2 separate regions of the Homo sapiens genome follow, and region 2 is linked to region 1. A link is a loop called in an ENCODE intact Hi-C map of the cell type or tissue named here. Cell type or tissue: K562. All regions are shown on one strand. Each heading gives the region's core, and the rest is flanking DNA. Links, peaks and the distances in the headings are about the cores only.

Evidence for each region. Peaks named below come from ENCODE experiments on the same cell type or tissue, not always from the same donor. Only the 100,000 strongest peaks of a DNase experiment are listed, where the experiment ranks them.
Region 2: it touches region 1 in a loop (8-fold over the local background); 1 of 110 quality-filtered maps calls a loop at or near these places.

The regions. Positions count from the first base shown.
Region 1 is chrX:121,043,704-121,049,325 of GRCh38, reverse strand. GLUD2 (glutamate dehydrogenase 2) reads right to left here and starts at 1,716. Exons shown (of 1, transcript NM_012084.4): 1 at 1-1,716. The coding sequence starts at 1,641. It overlaps LOC105373328 (a long non-coding RNA gene), which reads left to right and starts at 1,852. Exons shown (of 4, transcript XR_938572.4): 1 at 1,852-2,267. In K562, for the core only: CTCF peaks have their summits at 1,095 and 1,791 (motif pointing left); a DNase peak (open chromatin) is centred at 1,785; H3K4me3 peaks cover 828 bases.
Region 2 is chrX:121,251,457-121,257,099 of GRCh38, reverse strand. No RefSeq gene overlaps it. Among named protein-coding and RNA genes, the nearest start is that of MIR3672, 120 kb to the left of the region's middle. In K562, for the core only: a CTCF peak has its summit at 2,587; no DNase peak of the experiment used is centred there.

The sequences.
Region 1 (5,622 bases), core at 1-4,000:
GAAGACTTTTTCAATGGCATTGACATAGGCAGCTGTTCTCAGGTCCAATCCCAGGTTATACTTCATGGCTGTGTGCATAATTTGCCTGGCAGAACGCTCCATTGTGTATGCCAAGGCAGAGTGCACAATGTCTTTCTCAGATGCACCCGATATACTGTCTTGGAACTCTGCCGTGGGTACAATGGGAATAGTTCCACCATGCTTTCCAAATTTTCTTTCTAAACTCTCTTGAACAGACAGGAGCAAGTGGTAGTTAGAATCCCTTTCATATTTGAAGGTCAAACGGCCATAGCTGACATGATTTAGATTCTTCAGCCACTCAAAGTAAGATACTGTCACTCCTCCAGCATTCAAGTAGAGATCTGGAATAACCAAAATGTTTCTCTCCAGGAAGATCTTATCAGCTTCTGGAGTTGTTGGCCCATTGGCACCTTCAGCAATGATCTTGGCTTTGACTCTGGGTGCGTTGGATTTGGTCAACTGCTTCTCAGTGGCAGCTGGGATCAGTATGTCACAGTCGACCTCCAAGATGCTTCCTTCATAGGGCTTTGCCTTGGGGAAGCCCAGAATGGACCCATGTTGCAATTTGAAGTCTTCCAGTTCCTTTGGGTCAATACCATCTGGATTCCATATACTCCCATCAGACTCACCAACAGCAATACATTTAGCACCAAAACGATGTAAATATCTCATAGAGTGTAGGCCCACATTACCAAATCCCTGAACAACAAATGTTTTATCTCTAAACCCTGGTGTCATTCCTAAAATGCTCATGTAAGAAGCTTCATTGATGAAGTTTTCAATCCCATGGAAGACACCACGGCCAGTAGCAGAGATGCGTCCATGGATTCCCCCTTGGCTGATGGGTTTACCAGTAACACAGGCGTGTGCATTAATATCATAGTGCCCTATGGTGCTGGCATAGGTATCAGCAATCCAGGACATCTCCCGCTCACCTGTGTTCATGTCTGGAGCAGGCACATCAACGCCAGGACCAATAAAGCCCTTCTTTGCTAGCTCCATGGTGAACCTCCTTGTGATCTTTTCCAATTCATTTTCGGTATAGTTCTTGGGATTGATCTTAACACCAGCTTTAGCACCCCCAAACGGCACATCAACCACTGCACACTTGTATGTCATCAGAGAAGCCAAAGCTTTTACTTCATCTACACTCACATCAGTGCTGTAACGGATACCTCCCTTGCAGGGCGTGCGGTGCTGGCTGTGCTGGGCCCGGTAGCCTTCGATGACCTCCCAGGAGCCGTCGTCGCGCCGGATGGGGAAGGAGAGACTCAGCACATGGTTGCAGGGCTTGATGATCCGCAGGATGCCGCGCACCCGGTTCCGCTTCTGCTCCTCGCTTTCCTGGGTCCTCAGGTCCTTCACCAACTTGTCCTCCACGATGCTGGCGCCGCGATCGAAGAAGCCCTCCACCATCTTGAAGAAGTTGGGGTCGTCCTCGCGGTCGGCCACCAACTCGCTGTAGTGGCGCCGGGCGGCCAATGCGAGCCCCGGCTGCGAGGCGGCGGCGGGCTGTCCGCGGCCCCGGCCCAGCAACGCGGCCGAGTGGTTGGCCGCGGAGCCCAGGGCAGCGGGCCCGGCCCGGGACGGCAGCAGCGCTTTGGCCAGGTAGCGGTACATCGCGGCAGGCGGAGGAGGGGTGCGTGACGGTCGCGGAACAGGTGCGCTTTCTCAGACTCCCCGCGACTAGGAAGGAAGGGTCCGGCGCGGGTTGCCCTTTTAAGCCGCAGCTTCCTGCCTGCCCGGCTGTCCCCTCCCCTTGGGCGCCACCTAACGGGGAGGACGGACTTTGGGGGCAGGGCGCCAACCAGGGCGCCGGACCTCCGGGTCCGGAGGTCCGGGGCGCCGGACCCGCCGCGGCCTCGCCGGGCCTGGCTGGCCTGTTTGTTCTATACTTCTAATGTTTAATAATTACCCAGAGCTTTGGATATATGCAATTCTGCAAAATAAATCAAAAGGAGTCAGAAGGCAATTTTATTTCCTAATAGACCCTTAGTTAGAATTTAACTTAAAAGCCATTTTTAACAAATGTAAACAATATCTCCCCTCCTCTCCATCAAAGTCTGACGGAGACAAATGAAAAGATTTTTTAGAAGAATAGGACTATATCAAGACCAAAAAAAAAAAAAAAAGCTAAGAAAGGGTACCATCAACAATCTTTACAGAACTTCTGGAAAGTAAAAAGCAAATGGTACTGGCCTGGGGAATAACCAAAGAAAATGAAACCTCAGCCCCGGATGGCAAAGGTAAGTGCAATTCTTCCAAAGAGAGCCCTGAGTGAAATTTTAAACAGGAGTGAACAAAACAAAAAGCAGAGATTGGGCCCTAGAGTACTCATGGCCTTATTTCATTTAATAAGTTGCATCCACAAGCAGTGGACCAGGAGGATCCTGCCCCCTCTCAGATAAAAAAGAGCAATTGGCAATGGCAGCTTTTGCCCCTTGGACAATGGTTCTCAAACTTGAGTATGCAACAGAATCACCTGAAGCACTTATTAAAACACAAATTTCTGAGATTCACTTGGAAAATTCCTTATTCGGCAGTCATGGAATGATTCACCTAACAACATGAAAGCATCCTAGAAGCTTTGAGTTAAACTATTAAATTATTTGCAAGAAAAACAACAATGCTGCCAAAACATACAACATAATGCATGTTAAAAATCACAGGATGTCTTATTATGAAGAACAAGGCAAAGATGCCTACATTTGCCATTTTTATTCAACATAGTATTAGAAGTTCTAATCAGAGGAATTAGGCAAGAAAGAAAAAAAAACAGAAAAAAAGTAAAATTACCTCTGTTCACGTATGGCATGACCTTATGTGTAGCAAACGCCAAATATTATACAGAGGGAGAGAGAGGGAGACAAACACATACACAGAGGTAATATACAAATTCAACAAAGTTGCTGAATACAAAATAAACACAAAAATATCAGCTACATTCCTATATGCTATGAAGTAAATATCTAAAAAGGGAACTAATAAAACAATTCAATTTACAATACTATCAAGAAGAGTAAAGTACTTAGGAATAAATTTAACCAGTGAGGCAAAAGACTTGTACATTGCAAAATACAAAACATTGCTGAAAGAAATTGAAGGAGGCATAAGTAATGAGAAGACATTCTATGTTCATGAATTAGAAAACTTACAATTATTAAAATGGATAATACTTCACAAAAGTGATCTATAGATTTAAAGCAATCCCGATCAGGATCCCAATGATGTTTTTGGTATAAATAAAAAAGTCTATTCTAAAATATATATGGAATTTCAAGGGGCTCAGAGTACTCAAAATAATTTTGAAAAAGAACAATGTTGGATGATTCAAATTTCCTGATTTCAAAACTTACAACAAACCTGAAGTAATCAAAATAGCGTGGTACCAGCATAAGGACAGACATAAACAAATGAAATAGAATAGCCCAAAAATAAACATTAAACATATAATCAGTTAAATTTTTAAAATCTTTTATTTATGTTCAGGGGTACACATGTAGGTTTGTTATATAGGTAAACTCATGACACAGAAATTTGTTGTACAGATTTTTTAGTCACCCAGGTACTAAGCCTAGTCCAATTGTTATGTTTTCTGATCTTCTTCCTCCCACCCTCCTCCCTCTGGTAGGTCCCAGTGTTTGTTGCTCCCCTCTTTGTGTCCATGAGTTCTCATCATTTAGCACCCATTTATAAGTGAGAACATGCAATATTTGGTTTTCTGTTCCTGGGTAAATATGCTAAGAATAGTGGCCTGCAGCTCCATCCATGTTCCTGCAAATAACAGAGTCTCATTCTTTTTTATGGCTGCATAGTATTCCGTGGTGTATATGTATCACATTTTCTTTGGACAATCTGTCATTGATGAGCATTTAGGTTGACTCCATGTCTTTGCTATTCTGAATAGTACTGCAATGAACATTCGTGTGCATGTGTTTTGTTTTTTTTTTAATTTCAATAGGTTTTGGGGGAACGAGTGGTGTTTGGTTACATGAATAAGTTACTTAGTCATGATTTCTGAGATTTTGGTGCACCCATCACCTGAGCAGTGCACCCTGTTCCCAACATGTAGTCTTTTATTCCTTGCCACCACCCACCCATTCCCCCAAGTCCCCAAAGTCCAGTGTATCATTCTTATGCCTTTGCATCCTCATAGCTTAGATCCCAATTATGAGTGAGAACGTACAATGTTTGGCTTTCCATTCCCGAGTTACGTCACTTAGAATAATAGTTTCCAATTCCACCCAGGTTGCTGTGAATGCCACTATTTCATTCCTTTGTATGGCTAAGTAATATTCTATGGGATATATATATATCACATTTTCTTTATCCACTCATTGATTGATGGGCATTTGGGCTGGTTCTATATTTTTGCAATTCTTTGAACTGTACAATACGATAATTGTGACACAACCTATCAAAACCTCTGGGATACAGCAAAAGCTGTGCTAAGAGGAAAGTTCATAGCACTAAATACCTACATCAAAAAGTCTGAAAGAGCACAAATAGACAATCCAAGGTCACACCTCACGGAACTGGAGAAAGAACAATCCAAACCCAAACTTAGCAGAAGAAAGGATATAAGAAAAATCGGAGAAGAACTAAATGAAATTGAAACAAACAAAAATTACAAAAGATAAATGAAACAAAAGGCTTGTTCTTTGTAAAGATAAATAAAATTGACAGATCATTAGTGAGATAACCAAGAAAAGAAGAGAGAAGATCCAAATAAGCTCAATTAGAAATAAAACAGGAGATTACAACTGATACCACAGAAATAAAAAAGATCATTTAAGGCTACTATGAACACCTTTATGAGCATAAACTAGAAAACCTAGAAAAGATGGATGAATTCCTGGAAATATACAACCCTCCTAGATTAAACTAGCAAGATACAGAATCTCTGAACAGAATCTCTGAACAAGCAGCAAAATTGAAATGGTAATCAAAAAATTGCCAACAAAAAAAAGGGACCCGAGGACAGGCCTACTCAGCCTGATTCCACCTACTAGTGCTGAACATGCCATCAGGTGGTCTGGGAATTGCCCTGCCCCATAAACCACCATTAACACCAGAGCACTCTTCCCAGGGTCCTGGGAATGAGCCCACCCAACCTGATGCTACTACCACAGCAGGCATCCACTCACACATGCCACATGCAGGCCTGGGTACTAGCCCACCCAGCCCATTGTAGTCACTGCCAACACTAGTGAGGACCAATTGCAAGGCAGAGGATTATCCTGCCACTGCTACTGCCATCACCATGCCACGCCCACTGCCAAGAGGCCTGAGGATATGGCCACTCACCCAGCCCACTTCTGCCACTGCCAACATGTGAGCAAGCTACCTGGAGCCCCAGGAATCAGCCCACCTGGACCAACTAATGCCAATGCCAGCTTATGCCACCCAGAGGCCCAGTGACAGGCATGCTCAGCCTGATGTTTTCACCAATAAAGCCTGAGCACTGGCCAACCTGATATACCTGTGACCACGAAAATGTCACAGCCTGTACTAGCAGCTGCACCCTATGCCACTGAGAAAATCACAGGCACCACTGACACTGCTTACAGCCAAAAAAATCATATGGAGACTGCAATACTG
Region 2 (5,643 bases), core at 615-4,614, 210 kb before region 1:
ACAACTTGATAGCCCCTATTGGTTCTGCTTCATCAGCTGAAACCACTTTATTTTTACAAAAATCAAATTGCAGCAGAATTCTATCTTTGTTGATGACTCACACCTTGAAGAGGGCACACTGGGTACTGCAAAACCAAATGGTCTCTTCTCTATGAAAATGAGTCAAGCTTGAGTCTAAATGATTGGTTAAGAAATCCTTGAACAAATCTGGAAGGATAAACTGGGGGACAAAGAGGCTACTAAGAGGAAATTCATCCTACAGGAAGTGAGAGAGAGAGATGGGAAAAGACAAAAACTCGACCTAGCAACAAATCTTAGTCATCTGAAGGGAGTAGTAATTCCACATATAACATATGACTCAAATCTGTCCTTGGCCGAGCCTCATGGAAACATATCTAAGCTCTGAAAAGAAAGAGTATTTTGTGTAAAAGTTGCAAACTGCAGTTTCAATAAAAAAATTCCAGTACATTCAGAGATAAGCAGACTGTTCTCAACTCCACTAATCATGTAGAACAAAGCAAAAGAGGGGTCTCTTTATCACAAAGGACAGTTCACCTTCGCTACCATCAGTGTTCTAGAGGGTGGTCTAGAAAAGCAGCAATAGTGTCCAAGGAAAGTGTGGTGGCACCCAGCAGAAGACTGCTTTTTCCCCTGAGGGATAATGAAGCAATGATGCTACCTTCTGAGAGTCAATAGAGTACAAATAAAAAGTACCTCCACTCTCCCCAAAACACACAATAGACTATACTGCCTAACAGAGTGGCAACAGTACCTAGTTGGAAACTAGTGCTAGGTAAGGGACACACAGAAGCGTAAGTATGCAACAGAAGCACACAACACAAACTGTATAGATTCACAAGCTGTATCTGGACACTCAGAAATAATAGATGATAGGGAAGAGTGAAATTAGAAGATCTGCAAGGAGCTAGAGGCCTTATATAAGTAAGCAGAGTCAAGAGTCAGAGAAATTTGAGTTACTATTGTTAACGTTCTTCAGTTTCCTCATCTGCACACTGGGGTTAATTACAGAGAATGCAGGCTGGGCTCGGTGGCTCACACCTGTAATTCCAGCACTTTGGGAGGCTGAGGCGGGTGGATCACAAGGTCAGGAGATCGAGACCATCCTGGCTAACACGGTGAATCCCCATCTCTACTAAAAATACAAAATAATTAGCCGGGCGTGGTGGCAGGTGCCTGTAAGTCCCAGCTACTCAGGAGGCTGAGGCAGGAGAATGGCGTGAACCCGGGAGGCAGAGCTTGCAGTGAGCCGAGATCACGCCACTGCACTCCAGCCTGGGCGACAGAGCGAAACTCCGTCTCAAAAAAAAAAAAAAAAAAAAAAAAAAACATGTATTAAATCAGATTTCCATGCCTAGAGGGAGATTAGCTAATTTTCCAAGTCAATATAAACTAGGCATCAATGTATACCTGACAACAGTTTCCCAAATTGTAAGCATAGTGCTAAAGAATAAATAAATGATAAAGAGCTGACTTTTTAATCCACACACATAGAGTATTAGTAAAATCATGACACCTATATTGGCATGTACTTGACTATAAAGGAAAATAGCTATAAGATGCAAATAAACCATGTTAATAGAATTAAAAATAAATAATGAATATTACACCATTGTTCTATTCATATTTACATACCTATGTGTTTCTCTTGGATTTTTGAAGATAATTTAGAATTGTTGATTAAATCTAAGTACTTGACAGAACAAATTGTAGATATTTTAAAACTAAAGTCAAGCCCTTGATACATACACACGCATACACACACACACGCAAATATACTGTAGTATAATTTTTTAACAACAGTAACAGCATCAACAACAAAGACACATAGTGCTTACTATGTGCCAGATGCTATTCTAAATGTTTTACATATATTATGCCATTTAACTGTCACAGCAATCTTTTGACATGAGTGCAAAATTCTTTAAGTTAGTTATTTATCAGTTATTTATCTACGCTTTTGCCCTGTGCTTGCAATTTGGGAAACTGACATCAAGTATACATTGGTGCCTAGTTTATGTCGACTTGGAATATTAGCTAATCTCAACCTAGACATACATGGAAACTAATTTAGTACATGTATCCTCTATCATTTTTTTCAAAAACACAACTATATTAAAGTAATGATACATAGATACAAAAGGAAAGTTATATCGCATCGCAAGACTTTAAAAATAAAAACATTTTCGGGCTTTGGAGGGCAGAGCAAGATGGCAGAATAGAAACCTCTACTGTTGTTCCTCCACAAGGACACCAGGTTAACAACTATCTACAAAGAAAAAAACATCTACAAAAGAATGCAAAATCAGGTAAGCATTTACAGTACCTGGTTTTAACTATGTATTACTGAAAGAGGCACTGAAGAGATAGAAAAAACAGTCCTGAATTGTCAATACCACGCATCCCCCACCCCAGCATCACCAGCATGGTGTGGAGAGCAACTCTGGATGCTGGGGAGGAGAGCGCACAGCAATTGTGAGGAAATGAACTCATTACTCTCTTGTTGGAGCAGAAAGAAAACCCTCAAAACACTCAGCTGATGCTTGCCTATAGGGGGAGCTTTTAAACCAACCCTAGCCAGAGGGGAATCGCAGATCCCAGCAATCCAAACTTGAGTGCCTGCAAACCTCGCTACCAAAGGCTACAGCACTCTCTGTCTCCAAGTAAACTTGAAAGGCAGTCTAGGCCATAAGGACTGCAAATCTTAGGTGAGTCCTAGTGCTAAATTAGGCCCAGAGACAGTGAACTGCAGGGGCACATGACATACTGAGACACCAGATGGGGAAGCCAAGGGAGTGCTGCAATCACGCCTCCTCTAACCCCAGGCTGTACAGCTCACAGCTCCATAACAGACCCCTTCCTTTCACTTGAGTAGAGGAGAGAAAGAGTTGGGAGAACTGCATCTTCCATCTAGGATACCGGCACAGCCACAGCAGGAAAGGGCACCTGTCAGAGTCATGAGGCCCCCATTCCAGCTCCTAGCTTCCAGAACACATTTCTAGACACACCCTGGGCAAGAAGGAAACCTGCAGCCTTGAAGGAAAGGACCCAGTCCTGGCAGCCTTAATCACTTGCTAACTGAAGAGCCCTTGGGCCCTGAATAACTAGTGATACCCAGGTACTACAGCCAGGGTCTTGGGTGCACCTCTGAGACTTGCTGGCTTCAGCTGAGACTCACCACATAAGCATCTGTGGTGGCTATAGGGCACTACTCCTGCTTGCAAAAAACAGAAAGAAAAGTCAAGGAGACTTTGTCTTGTACCTCAGGTACCAGCAAGGCCACAAGGGGATAAAGCACCAAGCGTGCTCTTGGGGTCCTTGATTCCAGTACTTGACTCTTGGACAGCATTTCTGGACCTGCCCTGGGCCAGTGGGAAGCCCGCTGCCCTGGAGAGTGAGTCCAAGGCCAGGCAGCATTCATGACAAGCTGACTTAAGAGCCCTTGGGCATTAAGAGAACATTAGCAGTAGCCTGGCAGTACTCCTCATGGCCTAGGGTAGTGGTGGCTATGGAGTGAGGCTCCTCTGCCTTTGGAAAGGGGCGGGAAGAGTGGAAAGTACTGCCTCATGTGGTTTGAGTGCCAGCTCAGCCGCAGTGCAACAGAACACCAGGTAGATAGCAGAGGACTTTTACTTAAGTTACTGACTCCCAGACAGCACTTTTGGACTCATCCAGGGATTGGGAAACATTGCCCCCCTAAAGGGAAGAATGCAGTCTTGGCTGGTTTTGCCACCTCCTGATTGTGGACCCCAAGGGCCTTGAGCTAACATAAGCAGTAGCCAAGATTGATTACAGCAGGGCTTGGATGAGACCCTGTGCTATGATGGCTTCAGGTCTGACTCAGTGTAGTCACAGTGGTGGTGGCCACAGGGCTGCTTGTGTCTACCACCAGTTTTAGGTGGCTCAAAAAAGAGAGAGAGACTCTGTATCTTTGGGAAAATGTAAAGGAAGGGAACAAGAGTCTCTTCCTGGTAATCCAAAGAATTCTACCAGATCTTGTCCAAGACCATTAAGGCAGTACCTCTACAAGTCTGCAAGAAGCACATTGTTATTGGGCTTGGGGTGCCCACTAAAGCAGATACAGCTTACATCACAACAACCAAGTCCTTTCAAATATCTGAAAAGCCTTCGTAAGAAGAATGGTTACCAATATTAAGACTACAATAGATACCTAATCCTTTAATGCCCAGACACTGAAAAATATCTACTAGCATAAACACCATCCAGGAAAACATGACATCACAAAATGTACTAAATAAGGCACAAGAGACCAATTTTGGAAGAACAGAGACATGTGACCTTTCAGAGAATTCAAAATAGCTATAGGGAGGAAAATCAGAGAAATTCATTATAATGCAGAAAATGTATTCGGAATTCTGAAAGATAAATTTAACAAAGAGATTGAAATAATTTAAAAGAATCAAGAAGAATTTCTGGAGGTGAAAAATGCAAATGGCATACTGAAGAATGCATCAGAGTCCTTTAATAGCAGAATTAATCAAGCAGAAGAAAGAATTAGTGAGCTTGAAGACAGGTTACTTGAAAATACGCAGTCAAAGGAGACAAATGTGCTTTTTTTAAAAAAAGCACATTTACATGATCTAGAAAATAGCCTCAAAAATGCAAATCTAAGAGTTATTGGCCTTAAAGAGGCAGCAGAAAAAGAGATAAGGATAGAAAGTTCATCCACATGAACAATAACAGGGAAAGTCCCAAACCTAGAGAAGGTATCAAAATTCAAATACAAGAAGGTTATGGAACAACAAGCAGATTTAACCCAAAAAAGACTACCTCAAGGCATTTAATAATCAAACTCCCAGAGGTCAAGGATAAAGAAAGGATCCTAAAAGCAACAAGGGAAAACAAATAACATACAATGGTGCTCCAATACATTTGGCAGCAGACTTTTCAGTGGAAATCCTACAGGCCAGGAGAGAGTTGCTTGTCACATTTAATGTGCTGAAGGGGAAAAAAAAAAAACACTTTTACCTTAGAATAGTATATCCAGTGAAAAATATTCTTCAAACATGAAGACAAAACAAAGACTGTCCCAGATAAACAAAAGCTAAGGGATTTCATAAATACCAGACCTGTCCTACAAGAAATGTTAAAGCGAGTACTTCGATCAGGTAGAAAAGAACATTCATGAGCAATACATAATCATATGAAGGTACAAAACTCACTGGTAATAGTAAGTATACAGAAAAACAGAACATTATAATACTGTAATTGTGATGTGTAAATTACTCTTATCCTAAGTAGAAAGACTAAATGGTGAACATACCCAAAATAATAACTACAACAATTTTTCAAGACATAGCCAATACAATAAGATATAAATAGAAACAACAAAAAGTTAGGAAGTGGGGGATGAAGTTAAAGCACAGAATTATTATTAGTTTTTGTTTTGCTTTGTGTTTGTATATACAAATAGTGTTGTTGTTATCGGGTTAAAATGAGTCATAAGATAGTATTGGTGGCCAGGCGCAGTGGCTCACGCCTATAATCCCAGCACTTTGGGAGGCTGAGGAAGGTGGATTGCCTGAGCTCAGGAGTTCAAGACCAGCCTGGGCAACATGGTGAAACCCCGTCTACTGAAATACAAAAAAGTTAGCTGGGCGTGGT